2 separate regions of the Homo sapiens genome follow, and region 2 is linked to region 1. A link is a contact called in ENCODE Hi-C or POLR2A ChIA-PET data. All regions are on one chromosome and are shown on one strand. Each heading gives the region's core, a stretch centred on a gene start or an enhancer-like site at or near the end of the contact. The rest is flanking DNA. Distances are from core to core; before and after follow the strand shown. Region 1 overlaps PHLPP1 (PH domain and leucine rich repeat protein phosphatase 1). Region 2 overlaps PHLPP1 (PH domain and leucine rich repeat protein phosphatase 1).

The links. A loop is a pair of places that touch in the nucleus more often than their neighbours do. ChIA-PET counts read pairs that join two places held with the same protein, here RNA polymerase II (POLR2A). Pooled maps may share reads with other maps.
Region 2: a pooled map shows a loop between it and region 1 (2.0-fold over the local background). The contact joins two enhancer-like sites. A Hi-C loop is called at or near these places in 4 of 50 pooled maps. POLR2A ChIA-PET finds 5 or more read pairs at or near these places in 2 of 52 experiments (GM10248 and WTC11).

The regions. Positions count from the first base shown.
Region 1 is chr18:62,782,073-62,788,524 of GRCh38, reverse strand. All of the region lies in intron 1 of PHLPP1 (PH domain and leucine rich repeat protein phosphatase 1), which reads right to left. Among named protein-coding and RNA genes, the nearest start is that of PHLPP1, 70 kb to the right of the region's middle. Within about 2 kb of position 3,329, at least 7 of the 41 ENCODE cell types and tissues checked have a DNase peak (open chromatin) inside an H3K27ac peak, as active enhancers do.
Region 2 is chr18:62,935,619-62,941,968 of GRCh38, reverse strand. It overlaps PHLPP1 (PH domain and leucine rich repeat protein phosphatase 1), which reads right to left. Exons shown (of 17, transcript NM_194449.4): 11 at 51-251. Among named protein-coding and RNA genes, the nearest start is that of PHLPP1, 220 kb to the right of the region's middle. Within about 2 kb of position 2,393, at least 2 of the 41 ENCODE cell types and tissues checked have a DNase peak (open chromatin) inside an H3K27ac peak, as active enhancers do.

The sequences.
Region 1 (6,452 bases), core at 2,080-4,579:
TGAATTACATAAAATGGTGCTCTGTTATAAACAGCACACAAAAGGAAAAACCTTTCACCTTTTGCCAGAAGACACTATTCCAATATAAACTGAGAAGGGAGGGACTGATTTCTAACTTGTCCCTGGTAATTACAGTGAGATTACACATGCACTGCAAGTCCTGCTTAGTCTCTGTCTCTGACAACAGTCATCCTTCCCTATTCCCACCATTCTAGTCCCTGCTTTACCACCTTGGCTCATTCAGAAAAATACAAGTGTGCCCAGGACACCTGGGCAGTGAAAGCGGATCCACCTCCCGGAGATAAAGCCTAGGGGTTCTCTGTTAACAACCAATTCAAAGGAAGGAATTTAAAGAAAACAAACTTAAAAGGGCCTCTCTGCTGCGCCTCAGGAGACCACAGCTTCAAACAGATAGAAAATGCTATTGGCATAACGTCTTCATTGATGTATTATTGAAAAAATCAAATAACATAAAACAGACATGAAATGTTTATGACAGGATACTGAATGAATACAGTGCCATTGAGGTCTAATAAAACTAGCAATGTTCTCCCAAAGGCAGCAGTCTGGATAAAGACTCTAAACAGGGCAAATGTACTTTTAACCAAGTTCCACTTAACCAACCCACTGGATTACCCACACATCTCCATTCCTTCAGTAAAACACATCGGTGAAATCCATAACACCATGGGATCCCCCACTAGTATGCACAGCATATTCCTATCCCCCACCCCCGCTGCACGGTAATGCTAATTGTACTTGTAATTACATTATTAATAACATTTACGTAGACCAGTGAAATATGAAGGCAAAGTAATTTCTGTGAAAATTAAACTAAATGCTTTGGAGAAACTCAATCAAGTGAATCAATTAATAAAAATACCAAAATAGGTTCAGAAAGAAACTGTAAATGGGAAAAGGCTGATAAAAATCTATACCCTGGTTCCAAGGCAAGAACTAAAATAAAAATTCAATTCCTGCTTCTGTCATCCTCGGAATATTAAACTAGGAATTATTCTTTGCTCCCCTCAGTTCCTCCCTTCAAAACGATGCTTTAGGTCGGGCACGGTGGCTCAAGCCTCTAATCCCAGCACTTTGGGAGGCCGAGGTGGGCGGATCATCTGAGGTCAGAAGTTCGAGACCAGCCTGGCTAACATGGCGAAAACCCGTCTCTATTAAAAATACAAAAATTAGCCAGGCAGTAGCGGCACGTGCCTGTAGTCCCAGCTACTCGTGAGGCTGAGGCAGGAGAATCATTTACAGGAGGTGGAGGTTGCAGTGGGCTGAGTGTACCATATACAGATAATTGGGGTTAGCTATATTTCAAAAATTGAGAGCAATCTGTTAAGCTAAAAAGAAAAGAGAGAAAAAAAAGGCATCCTGAGTAAAACATCTTTTCTCTGGAATCTAAAATTCCAGAGAAAATTGAATTTTTTCCCTGCACTCTGGCCTGGGCGACAAAGTGAGACTCCGTCTCTAAATAAATAAATAAATGAATGAATGCATGCACGCTTTAGAGGTATTCTACACCTCCCTGCCTCTAGATAAAGTCTAAGATGGGGAAAGTATTTGCAAATTACCTTAAACATTTTATATTCTCCTTTAGCCAGCTTTTTCAATTAACTGACCAAATACTCATTCTAATTATGTTACATCAGAAATTTTATACTAAATAAACAGCACAAACCATTGCAAAAAATGAAGACAAATGTCATTACTTCTTTGGCACAACTGGTAGCTTTTAGAAGAGGCAGTTCACAGAGCAGACTGTGAACCTTTTACCAAAATCATTCTACTAAGTGTAGCTACTATTAAAAGCAAGAGCTTAGGACAGCCTTTAAGTGTAGATACAAAAAAAGTCAATGATTTTTTATTCATTTGCTTTGTAAACAGCATTCTTAAATTGCAGATGACTTTTTCTCCTTAATATTGATCAAGAAAATCAGATGTTTAAATGAAAAGTTTGTTGCAAAAAGCAAAGACAATGGGAACAGTAACTTTGAAAATAAGGCAGCGAGATTAGTAACTTACCCAAGGTCACAGAGCTAGGAAATAAAACAGCCAAGACAGTCTGATTCCATGGACTTAACTCTCAACCAAAAGTAATAATGATAGTTAAGGATCACAAAACAAAACAACAATAACAACAACAAAATGGTGATACTACAACAAGATGGTGATAATAATAAATGATAACCAACTTGATGGTTCCATTCATAAAGTTCAAGATATGGGAAGCATCAGACTCATCCGTCTGCTGGAGAGGGCTTGTAGACATAGAATAAAGATGTTTATCTTTTAAAATGCCTATTACTCCTTACACTGCAAGGAACACTTTAAAAACTGACTTTTACCTGTGAGCATTAGCCACAGACGCCTATATTAAGAAATGTAATGTCTCTCTTTTAGGAAGATGCTCTGGCATCAGTGTGCAGAAGGGACTAGAAACTGAGGGACCACACTAGAGGCTATCACTGGTTAAACTGACTACAAGAAATTAATGACAATCTTGAGTTAAGGCAGGGATAGAAAGTCAAAGAGGGTGATAAGAGATATATTTAGGAAGTAGTCATCTCCCTATGTGTATCTACCTATGATTATTACAGTTATTGATTAAGCACTTGTTGCAGGTCAGGCACTTGGCTATGGACTGAAAATATTCAAATACAATTCAGTTCAGCTTACCACTCTTCCCCCTGCATGGCCCACTCCTGCCATACCAAACGATGGCATGGTTTCCTCACCTCCAAAATTAAACCGACAGCATATTCCTTTTTTACTTAGGCCCCAAATCCAGCATGAACGGTAATGACCCGAGAAAAGAACAATGCCAAAATTTTGGCAAAACAGCACAGTGGGCAGCGGAGAAAGCCTTTGGCATTAGGAAAACTACTTTCATGTTACGCTTTTCTTGCCTGTAAGGAAACTTTTTTTCCACAAACAATTTAAGTCTATATTAATGCCATTTTCTTCTCCCCAGAAGGATGTTACTAATCTATAAACAGTACTAAAATTTACAATCTAGGTAGATCAATCTTGCCCAACACCATCTCTAATAGCCACAGCACAAAGGTAGAGAAACCAGCCTTATTTCTCTATTTCAGTCCCAAGGTACTGCTTTGAATTTGTTTTTGCTCTAACAAACAGAGCAACCGCTTCTCCCTCTATAAACAGTACTCTCTCCTTTCCTGAATGATGAACACAGCAGGAATCTTAACACTGCTTCAGATGTTACATAAATTCTCCCTGTCCTTCTGAGGATGATACAGAGAGTCTTAAATGGCTCTTTATCTACTGACTGTGACATCACTGTTGGCAGCCACGGCACTATAATTGTTTTGGGGGAGAAGCACTGAATATCTCTGAGTGATCACATGCATTCTCTATTCCCTCCCTATCAGCCAAACACTGTATTTAGTGAACAATATAAACAATACATCAATTACAGTCCTTTAAAATTGAGAGTCAAACAGAAAAACATACCAATTATCTGGTTTTCTATGTTTTATAACAACCTAATTTTGGAGCTATGATTTAATTGCCTTCGTTATAAATAAGGAGTTTTTCAAATTATTCTCCCCTCCTCTAGCATTTATGCTATATTAATCTTTTTTTCCACAAATATCTATATATCTTCTGATTTTATGACTCATTTTGCCCTGAACAGACCATGCTTCAATTTCTCAATTACGGCAACTACGTCAAAAAGGAAACCACAATTACTGAATTCAAAAAAGGATCCCCATAATCTTCTGTTGATTTAAGTGTCAGTGAAACTAGCTTGTGCTCTGTTCCAATTCACTCTCAAAAAGTTCAATTAGGACTAAATGAAATGACCAAATAGTCCAAAACGTTAACACGTACTGAAGCAGGTTATATATCTGCAAACAACATGAGGTTTTATTAGTGATAATTCTCCCATTTCTTCAGCACACAGACAAATGTGTGGCTTTAGCAGTTTCTGATTTTGCACCACTCACTTAACTGCAAGTTGGCCTTCACTGGAACAAACTTAGCCCTTAAACTTCTCTTCCTTCTGAAGATGACAGCTTATGGGTATGGCTACAAAACCTACCATGAGTTATAGTACACCAACTTCTATTACCCTCCTCAAGCCTAAAATAAGAATTCTGTCCCTGCTTTCTTTCTATTAGCCTTTGGGATGAAACTATTATAGTAGAAACTTTACATTCCTCTTTTACTCTCACTATTGACATTTGGGGCCAGATAATTCTTTCCTGAGAGGCTATCCTGTGTATTGTAGGATGTTTCACTGTCCAATGACAAATGTCAAAGTAATCCCTCTATTTGTGACAATGAAAAAGTCTCCAGATGTTGCCAAATGCTCATGAGAACCACTGCTTTAGACATACCCCACTGTCTGCCCCATGTGAAGTCTAGGAGGAGGAAAGTACAATCAGAGAATGAGAATAACTTCAAAATACTCCCCATCGTCTTGAATCTTAAAAATGCACAACCTTGGAGGCCATGAGCCTGGGTCTGGAGTTACAAGTGCTCTGAGCTGTAGCCAGCAGCTTCAGCTCTGCCTAGCCAGGTGGCAGACACTAGGCCCTTTCTTGCTGTGGCCATCTTTCTTCTCATTCTCAGGCCCTTTCTTGAATGAGAGACCAGACCAAAATTGTGAGAAGTATAAGTTCTCTAAAAGTCAACTATAAATTCCGTATTGCTTTTTTACTTCCATTATGTGGACTGTTGTGCCTACAGTCAATCATTTCACCCCATAAGAAACATGATTTAATTAGGTTAAGGCACAAGTTATTAGGCTGTATTCCAAACATAAACTGGTAGCTATTCTAAGAGAAAAAAAAAAAATGCATCAAGAAAAAAGGGCAAAAGAAAAGCTTTTCTTCAAGGCTTCAGGTGTCCCCTTAATAGTGCTATTCATGGATCAGAAAAGATACTCATTTCATGAGTGCTGCACAATAGCTTCTTGTTACAATAACCATTACAATATAGCATTTATTGAAAGGCTTGTGGGCTGGGTGTGGTGGCTCACGCCTGTAATCCCAGCACTTTGGGAGGCCAAGGCGGGCAGATCACGAGGTCAGGAGATCGGCACCATCCTGGCTAACATGGTGAAACCCCGTCTCTACTGAAAATACAAAAAAGTTAGCTAGACATGGTGGCGGGCACCTGTAGTCCCAGCTACTCAGGAGGCTGAGGCAGGTGAATGGCGTGAACCCAGGAGGCAGAGCTTGCAGTGAGCCAAGATCACGCCACTGTGCTCCAGCCTGGGCAACAGAACAAGACTCTGTCTCAAAAAAAAAAAAAAAAGAAAAAAAAAAGAAAGGCTTGTGGGGAGCAGAATCAAGACCTAGTAACTATACGTGACTCATCTTTTTTTTTTTTTTTTAAAACTCTGAAAACAAATACTTTTAACTCACTAAGTTTTAGCATGAGTACCATTGATGGGTATCATTTCTATCTTCTGGCAAGAACAGTATTTTATTGGTCCCTAAATTATTTAAAGATTCTCATAAACTCTCATCAAAGTGATTTACTTATGAGAGCTGGAAGCAACCCAAACTATGGCTAAGTGTTTAAAACATTATAAAAGTAAATAAATTAATTTTACTACAGCACAAACAGATGTCAAAAAACAGACCACTGGAAGTCAAAAAACAAATAGCGCTTTGCCCCGAAAACATCTGATCTTAATCTGTCAAAAATTACCACTGCACTGCCTTTTGCTATGCCATCTTTAACACCGCCAAGAGTCACTACCCCTTGTTATTTCTCCTTCCCTCAAATAATTTACAGGTAAGAATTTATAGGATAGGAGATTTATCCCTATCTTACCTAGGGATAGATATTAAAGTCAGTGAATAGGATAAAATCACATATTATTGAAATTATTGCTGTAAATTCCTTCATTTGTGAATTCTGTCACATATATAACACTTATAGTTAATATAAAAGATGGAGTGCATATAGCTGAATTCATGTAAATTAAATTTGTATATAATATGTCTGCACTGTACTAAGATACTTTTAAGCAAGAATATATATGGCAGAGAGAGCCCCATTATTTAGTATTGAATCCTTCACAGTAAGTCACATCTTTTTAGGTGATAATATTGTGTGGCAACCCTGAATTATTCCACCCAATTAAAAAATCCAATTGAGTTAAACTATTACATCTTGCTCCTTACACCTTAGTCTATGTCTGGTGCCTCTGTTCTCTCTCCACAACCCTTACTTGGTTCAGCAGAAGAGGCTTGCCACATGTTCACAAATACAAGCAAAAATCAGGATTAGGAGACACCTGCACAGGCAGACTCATGCCTCTTGGCAGACATCCTCCAGTTGAGCAAGAGGAGCATCAGTAAAGTGAAGAGGAAATAGGCAGCGAAGTGTTTGCGTAAATATGTAACAAAGACAAACCCCTTTGGCATCTGAAAAGCATGAAATCAAAAGTATGGCTGAAAACA
Region 2 (6,350 bases), core at 1,144-3,643, 150 kb before region 1:
TACACTTTGAGAAATGCAATTCAGAACGCAGCTTTACAACTGTCCTTTACCTTGCTGGAAAACTCTGAAGTCGGTTATAGGCCATGTGAAGGATCTTCAAATGGGGGTGTCCCGTTAACAAGGGCACACATTTGTCTGTGAGGCTGTTATTTGTCAAATACAACTCTTGTAAGATACTGTTTGTCTCTTCGGAAAGCGTGGCTGGAGGAAGGCTTTCCAGTTTGTTCGCAGAGGCGTTCAGGAATCTCAGGCTACAATGACAAAACGCAACAAAATGCCATTGAAAAGTCACAAAAACCCTCAAGAAACCTAAAAGCTTTGATACCAGGCATATTAGAAGCTGGGATCAGAAACATGAATTGAAAAGACAAGCCCTGGCTTCAAGGAGTTCAATTAGCAAGTATTTGTATCTGTGATTCACTAACTATCATGACCACAATAGCTATCTATATGTATTAAACACAGAGATACAACCAATTTTTATGGAAGCACAAAGGTAAGGGGAAGCAATTATTTTTATAGTTGGCGGGGAGTGGAAGAGAAAGTGATATGGTAAAGTTAATATTCTGACTTAAGGAAGAGAAAAACAGTTTCCTATTTTGTAATCAAAAGTTTTTGCTAAAGCAGGAGGATGCCAGGAGTTTGAGACCAGCCTGGGCAACAAAGCAAGATCCTGCCTCTATAAAAATTAGGTGAATAAATAAATAATAAATAAATGGTTCTTATAGTAATAAAACAGGTATTAGATCACAATGCAACTAAATCACATAGTGACTTGAGTCCTCTTCAGTATAAAGTCCAAAGCACATTTTACTGGCTTTCACAAGTGCAGGAGATAATTTGCTCTCTATTAAAACAACATAATATGATGTAGCAATGAGAATAAAGAACTAAAACAACATGTATCAACAGGATGAATCTCACAAACACATAATGACCAGAAGAAGCCAGATACAAGAGGAGACCCACTGCATGATCCCATAACTATATAAAGTTCAAAGTCAGGCAAAATTACTCTGTAGTAACAGAAGTCAGGATGGCAGTAACTCTTAGGTGGGGAGGGAAAGGAGGCAGTATCCAGGAGACGGCGTGTAACGTTTCAAATATTGTAATGTTCTGTTTCTTAGTCCAGGTGCTGGTTACACAAGTGTGCTCACTTTGAGACGAAGCATCAAGGGCTACACTTATGATCTGGCCTCTTTTCTGTATTTATATTGTACTTAAATAAATTTTACATTAAAACAAACAAACAAGATAATATATTGCTGCCACACTTTTCAGATGCTAGAGTGAAAAGAGGATAAAGGCCAGGCGTGGTGGCTCACGCCTGTAATCCCAGCACTTTGGGAGGCCGAGGCAGGCGGATCACAAGGTCAGGAGATCGAGACCATCCTGGCTAACATGGTGAAACCCTGTTTCTACTAAACATACAAAAAATTAGCCGGGTGTGGTGGCGGGCGCCTGCAGTCCCAGCTACTCGGGAGGCTGAGGCAGGAGAATGGCGTGAACCCAGGAGGCAGAGCTTGCAGTGAGCGGAGATCGCACCACTGTACTCCAGCCTGGGCGACAGAGCGAGATTCCATCTCAAAAAAAAAAAAAAAAAAAAAAAAAAAAGAAAAGAAAGAAAAAGAAACGTGGATAAAATATAAAGAATGGTTTTATAACTAAGATAAGTAAAATTGCCCAAAAAAAAAAAAATCCTCCACGGTGATTGTGAAATGTAGTTAAATGCACATTGCAAAGCTGGGGAATGGCAACAAATCCTTGCTGTGATCAGGTTCCAAATCACTCCAAAGGGACGGACTGTGTCACCCTCAAGAGTCAGAGATGACCCTCCTGATTCATGACGAATGTCCAACTGTGCAGCTGCAGCAGGTGGGAAAGAGACAGTGCTCAGTACATAGCACTTGCCTACAAGAGTTAGAAGGGTGAAATCTCCCATGCCTCCCCCTGGCCCCCAGATCAACCCTGTTGATGAACCACACTATTCCCTCATTTCAATCACTTTGGTTTGAAACTTTCACCATTCAATTCAGGACTATTCTGCCATCTGTTAAAAAAAAAAAGAATAAAATCATCCTTAAAAAGAATACAGAATACCAGGCAGTTATTTTTAATCTTGGAGAGAAAAAAAAAGGCTACTAGGAGTCCTCACCAGGACTGTCACTTCAAGCTCTCAGTCCACTAATTTAAAACTCTTCAATCTTGTACAACCCCTTCAACACACAAGCACCAACTCCATTACTTATCTGAGGAAAAGCAGCTTCCCCAAAATAGAACATTTTCCATTAAAGAAACACGTATTCCGTTGACATTAAAAAAAAAAAAAAGGAAGTTAGAGAACGGCTATCCAGACCATAAATAGTCACGGGAAATTATAGTCGTGTGTGCTACAGAGAAGGAAATAAAGGTCACTCCTGCAGTTTCTGAAATGGTTTTGAAGTAGGAAGGAAACAAGTTTCAGCAACATAGTTGTTTACCATCGCTGTTTAGAGTATTTTTATGAGTCTGTTTCTTTAGATCCCATTTAGACCACCTTATTTCCTGTTAAGAATTTCTTTAGTGTAGCATTAGAATAAATTACAATGTAAGAAATAAATTTTATTGCCCTAAAATATCATGGACTAGTGTTGGCTGGGAAACTATATAAAATAATTTCATTAAAATAGAATTCTCAGCTGGGCGCAGTGGCTCACACCTGTAATCCCAGCACTTTGGGTGGCTGAGGCGGGTGGATCACCTGAGGTCAGGAGTTCGAGACCAGCCTGGCCAACATGGTGAAACCCCCCTCCTCTACTAAAAATACAAATATTAGCTGGGTGTGGTGGCAGGCACCTGTAATCCCAGCTACTCGAGAGGGTGAGGCAGCAGAATCACTTGAACCCGGGAGGCAGAGGTTGCAATGAGCCAAGACTGCACCATTGTGCTCTAACCTGGGCAACAAGAGCGAAACTCCGGCTCAAAAAAAAAAAAAGAAAGAAAGAAAGAAAGAAAAAAGACAAAAATAGAATTCTCTAGGAAATATGTAGTTATACACACACAAACACATGCGATAAAACAAAGTGAATTCATGTTTGCATATTTTTTAGGCCAGAAAAAGAGGGAATGTTTTAAAAACAGACAAGTGAATGCTCATCTAGAAAGCTGCCAAGCAACTTAAAAAACCCCTCATGGCATCTGAATAAAGGGAAGAAAGTGATTTCCTCAAAGATTTATCCTCTCATCTTTTTGAAAGTTGTCTGTAATTAAGGAACTATATACCTTTTATGCAAAATTAAGGGGGAAACTGCCAGCATCATCCACCTCCAAGAAATGAAACTAGTTAGTTGAAACCACATGAAGTGGTTCCAAAGGACATCATCTGAACTGCATAAAGTCTGACTTAATCACCTTGCTGGTTAATAGTCAAAGAGCAAACAATTGGACTAAAAATATTTTTTATTATCATAGTATCAGGAAAATTAAATTCAATACCCATTCACTTAAGCCATTCTTCCTAAAACCTCACAATGTTTCAGCAGGAGACAATTTAAATTGGTTTAATAGTCTACATTTCATCCTTCCACCAGAACGAACAAATACTTTAGTTTTGCAAAGTTTCTCCAGGATGGTTAACAATTTTAGTAAATAAATAGGCTCCAGAACCCCACTCTCTGCTTTCAACCTTGCAAAAAAGCTGAATTCTTAAAGGGCTGAGTCAGGTCTCAACTCTGTATGATGTGATAACTATCCTCAAGCTTCTTCCTTACAGAATTTTGTAATAAGTATACTATAAAAAAGATGGTTTAATGTGCCAACAGCTGTTTCATGCTTCATCCATATAACATTTTTCACTATGCAATCCTCTTCTAATTAGAGAAAAAGCAGTAACATATGACTGTTTTCTTTTCATTTGTAAGGTACTTTGTAGATTCCACAGACACCACAGACCTTTCTTCCTTCTTCTTTTTTATTTTCTTTTTTGACAGAGTCTTGCTCTGTTGCCCAGGCTGGAATGCAGTGGCATTTGGCTCACAGCAACCTCCGCCTCCCAGGTTCAAGCAATTCTCCCACCTTAGCCTCCTGAGTAGCTGGGATTACAGGCATGCACCACCATGCCCAGGTAATTTTTGTATTTTTAGCAGAGACAGGGTTTCACCATGTTGGCCAGGCTGGTCTCGAACTCCTGACTTCAAGTGACCCACCTGCCTAGGCCTCCCAAAGTGCTGGGACTACAGGTGTGAGCCACTGCACCTGGCCACTATTTTCTATCTCATTTGATTTTTCCATCACCCCAGAGATATAACCTCTCATATTTCACGAAAGACAAAACTCAAAGCTGAGAAAGTAACATTATTTGGCAATGGCTCAATAGTAACTAGTGGCAGAGACAGAAATAAAACTCGGATTTCATCAGTCTCAAGTCCACAGTTTTCTACCATGTGTCTCCAAAATTCAAATGTTGAAAAATAATTATAAAAACCTTTTTGTGGGGACATTTTCATAGGTCCTTTTTTTCTAAAAGAGCTGGAGGGTCAAGCAGGGCACCTGCATGTAATGTGAAGACCACGTGTGCACAGCATTTCAAACTCAATTCTTAAAACAAGTTAGTAAATAGCACAGTACTCAAGAACTTCTCTCAGCATAGAGTTCAAAAGTCTCAGAGAAAAGACACACAGATATGGCTCCTGCCCTAAAGTGTTTGGAAAGTCACCCGCAACAACAGTGAGACAAATCCATTTCCTGCTTCTTGAGCAATTGCTCTGCTCTCCTTGGCATATTCTGTCCATTTGACTCATCTATATATTTTTTGTTTTGTTTGCTTTTTAGTAATTTCCAGCACACCCTTAAATTTTACAGCCAAATTCTCTTAGAAACAGGGCACAGGATTTGGTACCATAACAGATTTATCTATTTGTAGACATACCAGGTATTGTAAAAATGATTTTTCTGGAAATCTGTACTGGGACTTATATACCATTAAAACTCTACATAGTCACAACTGTCTAACCCCAGCAAAACTCTTACTTTTAGGCAACCCTCTGATTTCTGTCTCCGAAGCATTCCAGAAGTGTAAACATTCCAAGTTTCTTATTATTGCTTGTTTTTATAACAAAGTACTTTTGACAGTTCCATCTATCTTCACAAGGCTGACACTTCACGTTGTATTTCATTATCAGTCCTCCTTTCTTCTCCAATCAGTCTTATTATCTTAGATGACCTTGATGTTTTTGAAGTGTACTCGACAAACATTCTGTAAAATGTCTCTCAATTTAGGTTTTATGTTTCATCATCATTAGAGTAAGGTCATGCGTTTTTGGCAAAAATATCGCAGAGGTTGTGCCCTTCTCAGGGCATCACATCAGGATATATGTGAGGCCAATGTCTTATTATTGGAGATATTAACTTTGATTACTTGGTTAAGGTGGTGTCTGCCAAGCATCTCCACTGCAAAGTAATAATTTTTTCTTTTGTAATTAAATAACGTGTGGAGAGATCATTTGAGACTATGAAACTCTTCTGTTTCTCATACTTTTGCCCATTAATTTAGCATTTGTGCTTGTAACAATCATTTCTGTGTTGTTTGCCAAGTGATTTTTCTATTTTCATGATTCCCTCTACTTACAGTTTGTTAAATGGAATTATCCTACAAGAGCTCTCCCAATTTATTTACCTAATTACTTGCTTTATTTCAGTATGGTCATATTGATGTTTATTTTATTCTGCTGGATAGAATTTATTACTATCATTGTGTACTTTTTGCTCACGTTGTCCCAAATGTGGCCACTGGGAGCTCCTTCAAGTTGACTCACGCATCCTTTGACATGCTCCCGTCATTTTGTGAGCATTTCTTTACTTTTGGGCTCATCTTGTATTCAGCCTGCTCTAGCCCTACACTCAATCCTGTTTCCAAGGACACCTGATTCCTTTTGTTGAAGAATGATACTTAAAAAGCAAAGTCTTTTTATTTAATTTTATTTTTTTGTGAGATGGAGTCTTGCTCTGTTGCCCAAGCTGGAGTGCAATGGCTTGATCTCGGCTCACTGCAACCTCCACCTCCTGGGTTCAAGTGATTCTCCTGTCTCAGCCTCCCAAGTAGCTGAGATTACAGGCATGCATCACCAGCCCGGCTAATTTTTGTATTTTTAGTAGAGACGGGGTTTTGCCACACTGGCCAGGCTGGTCTCGAACTCCTGACCTCAGGTGATCCGCCCACCTCGGCCTCCCAAAGTGCTGGGATTACAGGCAGGAGCCATGGCACCCGGCCAAAAACCAAGGTCTTGATGTTAGATATACTTCCTGGTACTGGCGTGTCACTATTTCTAGGCCTTCTTCTCAGCAGAAAGAACTAAAACATACATGTTTAGCTG